Regions from separate parts of the Homo sapiens genome. Here region 2 is linked to region 1. Evidence: read pairs that join two places in POLR2A ChIA-PET (ENCODE). Cell type or tissue: PC-3. All regions are shown on one strand. Each heading gives the region's core, and the rest is flanking DNA. Links, peaks and the distances in the headings are about the cores only.

Evidence for each region. ChIA-PET counts read pairs that join two places held together with the same protein. Peaks named below come from ENCODE experiments on the same cell type or tissue, not always from the same donor. Only the 100,000 strongest peaks of a DNase experiment are listed, where the experiment ranks them.
Region 2: POLR2A ChIA-PET joins it to region 1 with 6 read pairs; 2 of 35 experiments call an interaction of 5 or more read pairs at or near these places.

Annotation. Positions count from the first base shown.
Region 1 is chr5:88,992,821-88,998,216 of GRCh38, reverse strand. All of the region lies in intron 3 of MEF2C-AS1 (MEF2C antisense RNA 1), which reads right to left. Among named protein-coding and RNA genes, the nearest start is that of MEF2C-AS1, 110 kb to the right of the region's middle. In PC-3, for the core only: no CTCF peak of the experiment used is centred there; no DNase peak of the experiment used is centred there.
Region 2 is chr5:88,740,750-88,746,145 of GRCh38, reverse strand. The region is part of intron 6 of MEF2C (myocyte enhancer factor 2C); the gene reads left to right. Among named protein-coding and RNA genes, the nearest start is that of GSCAR, 46 kb to the right of the region's middle. RefSeq lists an enhancer at 1,533-2,732. In PC-3, for the core only: no CTCF peak of the experiment used is centred there; a DNase peak (open chromatin) is centred at 2,465; H3K27ac peaks cover 654 bases.

The DNA.
Region 1 (5,396 bases), core at 162-5,161:
TGAGTTGCTGAATAGCCGTGAGTACTTTCTTAATTCCTTTCATTTGCCACAACTGCTTTGACCTGTTAGCACTGTCTTATCACATTATCTGATGGGTCCAGTGCCATCTACATTCAGTGCCTGTCACTATTTTTAAAACTTCAGTGTTGGAGCCTTTTTCCTGCCACTTAAGTATAATAAATAGTTGTCACAAATGAAATTTGCACAAAAGCTGACTGTGTGATGTCAATAATAGGTATGGTTTTTGTAACAGTATTGTAGATTGATTCCTGAAATCTTAAATTTATCATTAGTGCACTCTATTCAGAGGGACTTAACTCTCTTGATATACATAGAAAATTTAAACTTCAAAGCATTTTAGAAAATGACAGGCATCTGAAAGTCCCATTTTTATTCCGATGAAAATACTTTTTACCAAGAAGTTAAAATTTCCCACAAAATGTAAAGTGACAAAAAAAAAAAAAAGGTAAAAAGTGCTATTATTCTCAGTAAGACAAATCATAAGCATGTTGACTTAGGAAAATCTTCGAGCATTTACTCCAGCAATTTTAAGGTAAATTCGGTTTCCATAATGAAAGGAAAATGCTTTGAGGAGTTTTCTGGGGTTTCTTTCAACTTGTTTGCTTCTTTGCCTATACAAATACTTTATGCCACTTTAAAGGGCAAACTATAAGAAATATTTATGTTTAGAGAAGAAATTCATCCGTAGAATTCGAATTTAATTTTAAAATCAGGTAAACTATCCTATAAACAAAATCAATGATTACTCTAGGTACTTTTTGAAAATGAAAACAAATCAGTTCTGGTTTTCTCATCTGTTGCTTGAACACTGAAGCACAATTCTTTGCGATTTTAAAGAGAAGTTGTATTATTTTAGATTTTATAAATCATAGTACAATAATTTATGGTTTAGAAAAGAACTATAGAGCTATGTAGCTATTTTCTTTTAAGAGTAGCAGTTGAAACAAACAATCAACTCACTTCATGCATGGAAGAAAATTCTCCAAACTATTCTCCTTAAACAAATCTTCAATCATCAGATAAATGACGTTTGTTTAAAGAGAAGTATTTCATACTTCCCCAATTCTTACTGATGAGTCTCTCATTCACAATTTAAAAATTTCTTGTGTCAACTAAATGTCTATAAATGGATTGACTTATTATAGTACATGGATTTACTGGATCAATTCAACCAAATGCCAATATTTCATTCCATCTGATTTTCAACACAGCATTTGATAAATACTTACAGAAAAATGCTCCTGTAGATAACATTTGCGGATTGATAAAGGTTGATTGATTAAGGGTATAAAAATGTAATCCTAACTTGGAAGTTTAATGTGCTAAGCAATCATTTCTAGACACTTTTTCGTTGTTCCAAGGGTGATTTCTAAAAAACATGTAATAAGTTTATTCTGGTCATTTGATAAAAATAATAATTTCAAAAAACTAGAGAGAAGGTAGAATTAGTAATAGAAAAGAAAGTTAATATTTAAACGTCCTTGCTCATTTTGTTTTATATTTTTTTTTAATTAAAGTGAAGTTAACTTTAGTTTTGTATCTATCACTTTTGCTCCTGTTGGACAAAAACAGTTCTTCATGGTGTAATTTGAGAAGCACTGAGCACCTTCAACTGACCTTGCCTTGTTTCCTGGTAATTAAGACTTCAAGACTTTAGTTTAAAGGCCTTGACAACCACCATTTAAAAGCAGAAGTTATCAGGCAGGGGTAATACATAAAGTCATCATTATATCAGATTAGTTATAAAAGATCAGTTGTGGCTTTCTAATGGGTCCGTAGCAGAATAGGAGTTAGAGAAGTTGTGTTTGAAGTGGGTAAGGAAAAGACAAGTCATCTCCCCAAACACCCTGGACATAATAATCATCCAGTGAATATCTGTTAAAATGAACTAACTTGAACAGACAGCACAAGACTTTAAGGCCAGGACACTGTCAGGGTAGAATGCTTGATAGCTGAATGTCAAAGGAAAGTTTTAGGCCCAGGAGAAAGGAGATGAACAGCTGGCAGAAACGGCAAAAATGGGTAAGGAGGGCACCCTTACCCATGTCTGAATATTTAAACGTAAGTAAGTGTGAGGAAATAGGAGATGTTGAAGAAGTTTCTCATATATCTAAGTAGCTTGTAAGTGTAATTTTCATGTCATTTAAGTACAGCAGAATAACAGGACTTCCTGGCTTTGTATCTTAAATTCAGGGAACAATGTAGCTATGATGGAAAATATAGCTTTTGGTTAGCAATTTGAACAATCAATAGCAAGTATAAGACCAAGTCAAATTGGTACTTTTAAGATTTACAATGTTATTTCCACACTGGCCAGAATTTGAATTCAAATCTGTAATAAGGTCCTTGTGTCAGAATGTATCTTTAATTTCACTTTTTGGTCAGTTAATCCAAGATTATGTAGATTCCAAAGTTTAATTTCATACTTATAACTATTATTATTTAATTTCTCTCAACAATGTAGCAATAAGTTTCTGCCAGTGAATTGGCAAAATCACAATTTTTCTTAATTTGTTGTGGGTTTTCTTTATTGTGGGGGGGATTTTTTGCTTCTCAAAAACTTTTCAACCTGGCTCTGTTTCTAAGAGCTCTGTGTCTTACTTTTTGTGGGAGGGAAGCAGCTTATTTACACGATGCAATAAGATCTGGGGATTTGTAACATGGGAAACTGAGTGATTGTTTTAATATTTCCACCAGCAGTTTTCAGAGGGTATGATAGTGCAACTGCATTTAATCAGAGGAACTTATCAAAGCAGCTCAAGATCCAAATGCAGAGATGCTGCACATGAGGCACTGCTGCCTGTTGGTATCCAGGATATCCCAGAGTTCAATGGGAAGGTCCAGCAGAAGAGCTTCCCAGGAGAATCAGGGAATTCGGGATAATATCACAAGTATGCCTACCCCCTACTTCAGTGATTGATCATATTTCCTTGACTCAAGACATTTATTTTTCACAATTATGAATTCTAAAGTCAGGAAGCAGTTTTTAATCAACGTATACTTTTAATATGTCAATATTTCTTTTTCCCTTTTGAAAACTTATTATTTACTTGTAATTTGATTATTATTTAATCAATGGTGATTCTTAAACAATGAGCAGTCTTTTCAAATTGAGTAAATGAGCAAAATATTTCAATTGAAAATATAAGGCCGAACATAATAAAAGTAAAATCTGTTTTTTTACTGGTCCTTAAAGTGAACCAGTGTCTACCCTGGTATTGTAAAACCTTATCAAAGGAGGAAAACTAGAAAAAAAAACTACATTATGATACAGTAATCTTAGCTATTAGACATATTAGACACTAGATCTATGTTTAAAAGCATGCGGAATGCTTCCCCAGCCTAAATTTAGTGTCCTTGTTGGGAAGAGAATTTACTTGTTATTTATAAGATCACTGTGTGTGTGTGTGTATGTGTGTGTGTGTGTATGTGTTTGGTTTCTAACTAATTCAAACACATTAGAGACCTTAAGTCCATATCTACAATATAACAATTACTCTTTTCATGAAAGATAAATGATTACATGTGGTTAAGACTGGAGATAGCAACAGGATTTTTTTCATTGAAAATTTGTAATTTGACCTGCTTTGACACATTAAGAAGAGCATTCCAATCCAAACTTTTTAAGCTCATGAATCTATTAGATGTTCCTAACTAGGACTGTAATTGGGTTGTTTGGTAATAGAAGAATTCAAAGATTTTCTAGAATATCTGGCTCATTCTACAGACAAGAAAAATTATGTCCAAAGAAGAGAGTCATTTCCTTTGCCCATAGTTGTCTAATCAGTGATAAAACCATGGGTAGATCCCAGTACTTCTGTTTTCTAATGCAGTGCTCTTCAGTAGAGAAGAAAAGACTACCTCCCTCCCAAAACATGATAGAACACTGTGGTTCTTGACTTTGCCAGAACCTACAAATCGAGCCCAGGTCTCAGAGGAGTTTTAAGAAAGGAGAGCTCAATTCTACCTCAATATTTCAAATTGTTCTCTGAACTCCTCTGACCACTGTACATAGATAAAATGTCTATATGGTCTTTGTAACAGATCTGGAAATACTGACATTAAAATATTATACTTTAACTAGTCAAGGATGTTTTAATAACTTAGAATCACATATCATTTTAAGAACTGTAGGAGTCCTATGCATTAACTTTATTTCATTCTTTAAGTTTAGTAGGGGGGAAGATGATGTCTAAGAAAGTAAAATGGCATATCACATGCTGGTCAGTGCAAGGTCAAGACTGGAACACCAATGTTCCAACTCTCAGTCCACTGCTTTTTCAAGACATTGCATAGCTACATCATAAATTATGTCCAAAAAAATGGAAAGATGCAAAGATAACATAAACTAAGACAGCTTTCTTATGAGAGATTTCTCTTTTTTTTCCAGTTTCTGTTGTTGTTGTTGTTGTTGTTGTATTATACTTTAAGTTCTAGGGTACATGTGCACAATGTGCAGGTTTGTTACATATGTATAGATGTGCCATGTTGGTGTGCTGCACCTGTTAACTCATCATTTACATTAGGTATATCTCCTAATGCTATCCCTCCCCTTCCCCCCACCCCATAACAGGCCCCAGTGTGTGATGTTCCCCACCCTGTGTCCAAGTGTTCTCATTGTTCAATTCCCACCCATGGTGAGTGAGAACATACGGTGTTCGATTTTCTGTCCTTGCGGTAGTTTGCTTAGAAGGATGGTTTCCAGCTTCATCCATGTCCCTACAAAGGACATGAACTCATCCTTTTTTATGGTGGCATAGTATTCCATGGTGTATATGTGCCACATTTTCTTAATCCAGTCTATCATTGGTGGACATTTGTGTTGGTTCCAAGTCTTTGCTATTGTGAATAGTGCCACAATAAACATACGTGTGCATGTGTCTTTATAGCAGCATGATTTATGATCCTTTGGGTATACTCCCAGTAATGGGATGGCTTGGTTAAATGATATTTCTAGTTCTAGATCCTTGAGGAATTGCCACACTGTCTTCCACAATGGTTGAACTAGTTTACAGTCCCACAAACAGTGTAAAAGTGTTCTTATTTCTCCACATCCTCTCCAGCACCTGTTGTTTCCTGACTTTTTAATGATTGCCATTCTAAGTGGTGTGAGATGGTATCTCATTGTGCTTTTGATTTGCATTTCTCTGATGGCCAGTGATGATGAGCAGTTTCTCATGTCTGTTGGCTGCATAAATGTCTTCTTTTGAGAAGTGTTTGTTCATATCCTTTGCCCACTTTGTGATGGGGTTGTTTGATTTTTTCTTGTAAATTTGTGTAAGTTCTTTGTAGATTCTGGATATTAGCCCTTTGTCAGATGGGTAGATTGTAAAAATTTTCTCCCATTCTGTAGGTTGCCTGTTAATTCTGATGGT
Region 2 (5,396 bases), core at 298-5,297, 250 kb after region 1:
ATGCCAAAAATCCAGCCATGGCTTCTCTTTGAAAATTAACAGTGAATATCTTATCCCTAGGCCCATTCCTACTCTCCAGCCTTAACCTTCTTCCCTTCTGCCACTGCTATCAAGAACCCGGCCCTCCAGCTCTACTAACAGTAGACATCTAAACTGCTCTTACTGTGCACTCTACAAAAAGCATCATTCTCATAATAGTCGTTTAAATTAAGTGTTCACATTATGCCCTTTCTACAGATTAGGAAACTGAGGCACAGGGAAATTAAGTAATTGCACAAGGAAGAGCCCAGGTAGTCAGGTCCCATACTGTGTGTTTGTATGTGTGTGTTTTGAGACAGTGTCTTGCTCTGTCACCCAGGTTGGAGTGCAGTGGCACGATCTAGGCTCACTGCAGCCTCAATCTCCTGGTCTCAAGCAGTCCACCTCCCTCAGCCTACTGAGTAGCTGGGACCACAGGCATGCACCACCATGCCTGGCTAATTTTTTAATTTTTTTCCTTATAGAGATGGGGTCTTGCTATGGTTTTCAGGCTGGTCTTGAACTCCTGGATTCAAGCAATCCTCTCTCCTTGGCTTCCCAAAGTGCTAGGATTACAGGCGTGAGCCTCTGCACCCGGCCTCAGTGTGTGCTCTTAATTGCTACACTGTGCCGCCACTTGGCAATGTCACGGCCGCTTACTCTTACCTATGCAATCCTAGCATGCCTTTCCTTCTTCTGCTTCATGCTATTGAGCACTCTTTGTCATCCCACAGAATTCAGTTCAGCCATTTGAGAAAAGCCTTTCCTGACTCTAACAGACAAGTTATGCACCTCTTTCCTGTGCTTACATAGTAGCCTGTACCAACATTACATTTCTCATTGCATTATGATTGCAACATCTGGGCACATCTCTCTAGGACGCTCAGCTCTGTGGAGGCAAACTCTTTCTCATTCAGTTTGTATGCCCAGTTTAACACCTAAGCGTTAGCACACAGCAGATACTTGGTAAATGTTTGTTAGCTGAGTAAGGGAAAAATAGATCTTCTAGCCATGAAGTTTTAATAGTGTTGATGTAAACCAGAAGGAACATTTCAAATAAATTATGTAATTTTCAATAAAAAAAGATATACCCTTGATCTGTAACTCACAAAAATAATGTATTCTTCTGAAACAGTATACAACGAATGTTTAATTAACCATTTGATTAAATGGCTGAGTACCCTGGGCCAATAAAGCAAAGTTTCATTAACTCCTCTAATATTCTTAACGGAAAACCTGAAGAGCTGACATATAGTAGTAAATGAAATGTGGGTTGGTATCTCAGACCATCACAAATCACCTCTTAATACAACTTCTTATCATCACTTAACTTGAAATACTTTCAAAGATGAAGACAAAGGGTAATAAAGAAGTAGCAGGATGGAGTTGTACTCTTGGTATAAGAGAAATATACAGCAAGTCATTATAATACATTAGTTAGTAACAGTGACTTTTCTAAGGTTTCAGTTGATGGTTATTCATCCACTACTTAATTCTTTCCTCTTAACAACCTAAATGAAAAGTCACTGCTTTTAAAATAACATTTTGTCATAACTCTATAAAACTTTTTTTTTTGAGACGGAGTCTTGTTCTGTCACCCAGGCTGGAGTGCAGTGGTGTGATCTCAGGTCACTGCAACCTCCGCCTCCTGGGTTCAAGCAACTCTCCTGCCTCAGCCTCCTGAGTAGCTGGGACTACAGGTGCACGCTGCCATGCCCAGCTAATATTCTGTATTTTAGTAGAGATGGGGTTTCACCCGTTGTCCAGGCTGGTCACAAACTCCTGAGCTCAGGCAATCCGCCCACCTCGGCCTCCCAAAGTGCTGGGATTACAGGCGTGAGCCACCATGCCTGACCACATTAAAGCTTTTAACATGCTAATCTGAGTGGTTATTGATGATGGTAAGATCAAGTTCGGTTGTTTGTAGTCATTAGATTTAATGGAAATAACCATTAGCAGAGCAATGCCTTGTGTTGGATTATTCACTATCCCGTTAGTATCCTTTGTTTTCACTTTGATAATACGATTGCCTTTTATTGAGTAGAAAGGACCAGTATGCTCAAGGAGTTATTGATTCATAGTTGAGATCAAAAAAAGAGAAAAAAGAAATGAAAAACCTTTAGGAATTCCTTTGAACATTTAAGATAATTTTACAATCTACATAGCTATTTGACAGTAAGGCAAAGGAGATTTATGTATATTGGTTAATAATTTTAATTGGCATTTATTGTAAATTAGATATAATTTTATAAAAAAGAAACTAACATCTGTTTTCTTATTTTGAATGTTAATTGTTGACTATTTTATGCATTTGGTTATCAAGCATTGTCACTTCTGGAATGCTTAATTTATGTCAGCTAAATACATGGAGAGTTGATGGTGGCAGTGTACTGCCGTGGATAAATATTGAGCAGTGAATAAGAGATCTGGTTTCCAGACTCTGGAAAGACTCCATCTAGCAAGACCTTAGGTCATGACTCAGCACCTTTGAACTTAGTACTTACTCAGATTGGAGATAAGAAACAAATATTTTTACAATCCATTTACACGCAATGTTTTATGATAATATAATCATAAAATTTTGCTTATGTTTTTGTAATTCATCTAGCATTGAAAAAGAAAAAACTTAGCATATTACAAAATAGAACTAAGTGGAAAGAGGAAAGGTCAGACAATGCTTAATTTTTCTGTACCAGCACCATTGTTTTGCAAGTATTTGTTTTCAAGAATACTTATCAAAAATTTCTTGGCTGACTTTCTTATTGGCCAGAAAGACTTCTCTGCAATTCTTACTTAGTGACTTAAAATATCAGTGAAGTGGTTAAAAATTTAGTTTAAAAAGTTGGCTTTAACAAGTTTGCATTTTTTGTTGCCCAGGAAAACATAACTTAAGATTGCAATATTCAAGAAAGGGAGAAAGATACTTAATTACCCTCAAATAAGAAAACTAATTGTTAGTATAAAGATATAATTTTTATATTATTTTTAAAATATTATTAAGCAGCAAATGAAAAAAATCTAGGTTAATAGTTGGGTTCTGTTTTGAAAGTATTGTTCCATTAGTTTGAATTGTTCTGAATTAAAAATTCTGAATTCATTGGCAGTTTTACCTTGGGAGTTCACCCAAAACATAAGTAAATAACTAACGGCATTGCTTTATTATTATTATTTATGAAATTAAGTAACAATGATATTTTTAACCCAAACCAAGTTTATCAAGATTAAAGAAAAAAAAAAACCTAGTCCTCAAATTAGATAGCTACAGCATGTGGTATGCAGCTACTGCCAAGAAAATCAGTGTTCACTTTCCATATACAAAACCAAGCAAATTATAGATAAACCATTACCTTGATACCATTCTCTAGGGGCTCATGTTGAAGTGGGAAAGGCAGGTCAAAGACAAGACAAATGAAAAATGTTACAGGTTAAGTCAGGATGTTGTAAAATATGCCTTCGACCCCTTTGGTTTGACTTCATTCTTAAGGAGTTTGATTTCCAGAGGAAAAAAAGAAAATTTTAGGTTATAACTTCCTAGAGAGTGTTTTAGCAGATTTTAGAGCCCTTTGTTTATCCTGATTTCTGACTTCACAAATTGTATCCTTTTTATTCTCTATCCTTCTATATCTACAGTAAAGTACTGTGAAGATTGGTTTCTTTACTCATATCCCATTGATTTAACCTAATAGTGTGAAGGATAAGAAAACCTTGGTTGTTTTTAATATTAAATTCAAGCCGTTAATATTTCCCCCTGAAATACTAGTTTTATTCAGAATTTGTCTTTTTTTCTCAAAGCAGTCTTTTCTCTTTATACACCTATTAGGTTCCTCTTCCCTATCTTTGGCATCATGATAAGATTTTATTTGGAGATAACACAGAAAGGAAAGCTTTTTTCATAATCATCAGTGATGTGACATTGTGCATCAGTAGAGAGCAGATGCTGAAGGGGGGATTTGGTTAAAAACCCCCTCTTTTGGAAATCAGTTTTTTACTTACCAGGGACTTTCTCACTCGGTGCTTCAAGGCTGTCAGCCAAGAGTATAATCTGCTGTTTTTAGACAAACCTTTGCCAATCACTTAAATTTTGCAGTTACACTTACATAGTATGTTTCAGTTGAATTTCAATCCAAAGAATATTTAGTCATGATACAGTATCATATTTGAAAGATCATTAGCTATGTTAAACTTAAGTATTATACCAAGAACCTTGGATAAACAGTTTAAATTTATAACCAACTGATACGTCCAAAAGGTGCTAAGTGTTCACTGTGTTTATTTATTATTGCTCCATTTCAATTGTTTTAACTGAACTCAAATTTAAGTTTATCTATTTTACTAGACATTATGCCTTCTTTTTACAATTTCTTGACCTTAGAGTCCACCCACCACCTCCAGTTATTATAAAGAACCGATTATGTTGTATTTAAAGTATAAGGAGGAAAAAGCCCTGCTATACTAATATAGAACATTATAATATAGTAGTAAGAGAAAACTAAATCTATGGCCAGTTTACATATTCAAACATTATAACATTAATTTACATAACAATCAAGAAAACTGAATCTTTAGTTGGCTCTAATATTAAGCAACTCAGTGAAAACCGTAAAACCATGGACCAAAATTTTTGCCCAAGGAGTAGTTTGGGAAAAGATTCCAGAGGCAGATATTCAAAAAAATAAAACAACCAAGGAAAGTATGTGATATACAAATTATTTTAGGGATGGCACTATTGCCCTTGAAAAGTCTGTTAAACTCCTCTTTTTCCGGATTGTTGTAAAAATTAAATGAGATAACTGATGCAAGGGGTCTAGCACAGTTTCTGCCCCAGAGTAAGTGCTTGTTAATAAATGTGAGCTATGGTTATAATCATCTACATTCTTGATTTTCTAGCCTTTCTGGTTATAATGTTTAGCTTAATGCAGTTCCAGTAGTATTTATGAAATGTGTGGTGAAGGGAGCACACCAGTAGGCTTCACAGAGATGTCCAGCACGGGGCTCCTATCCTCAAGGGTGGAAGTAAAGCGGATGTATTAATAAATCTGAAGCAGAATGTGAGAGCAGTACAGTACAGTGCAACACATTTCACTTTGAACGTTATGAACTTCTGATGTGTTCGCAGCAGTTGTGTAAATGTTAAAACCACAAGTAATTATTCTTTCTCTTCTGTCATGCTCTCTCTAATTTATACTGTCTCAATATTTTTGTTTATAAAAATGACTGAAAGAATGAGCGATTGTGTCAATAATGAAGACACCCCCTCATTTTTAGCAAAGAGACAGCCCCAAAATCTCAAGAAGTGAACAATTAAATGAGTCATAAATCTATCATTCATAGTTAAATGGAATTTTTTAAAGATAGTGTGGTTCAATAGCATTTTTATG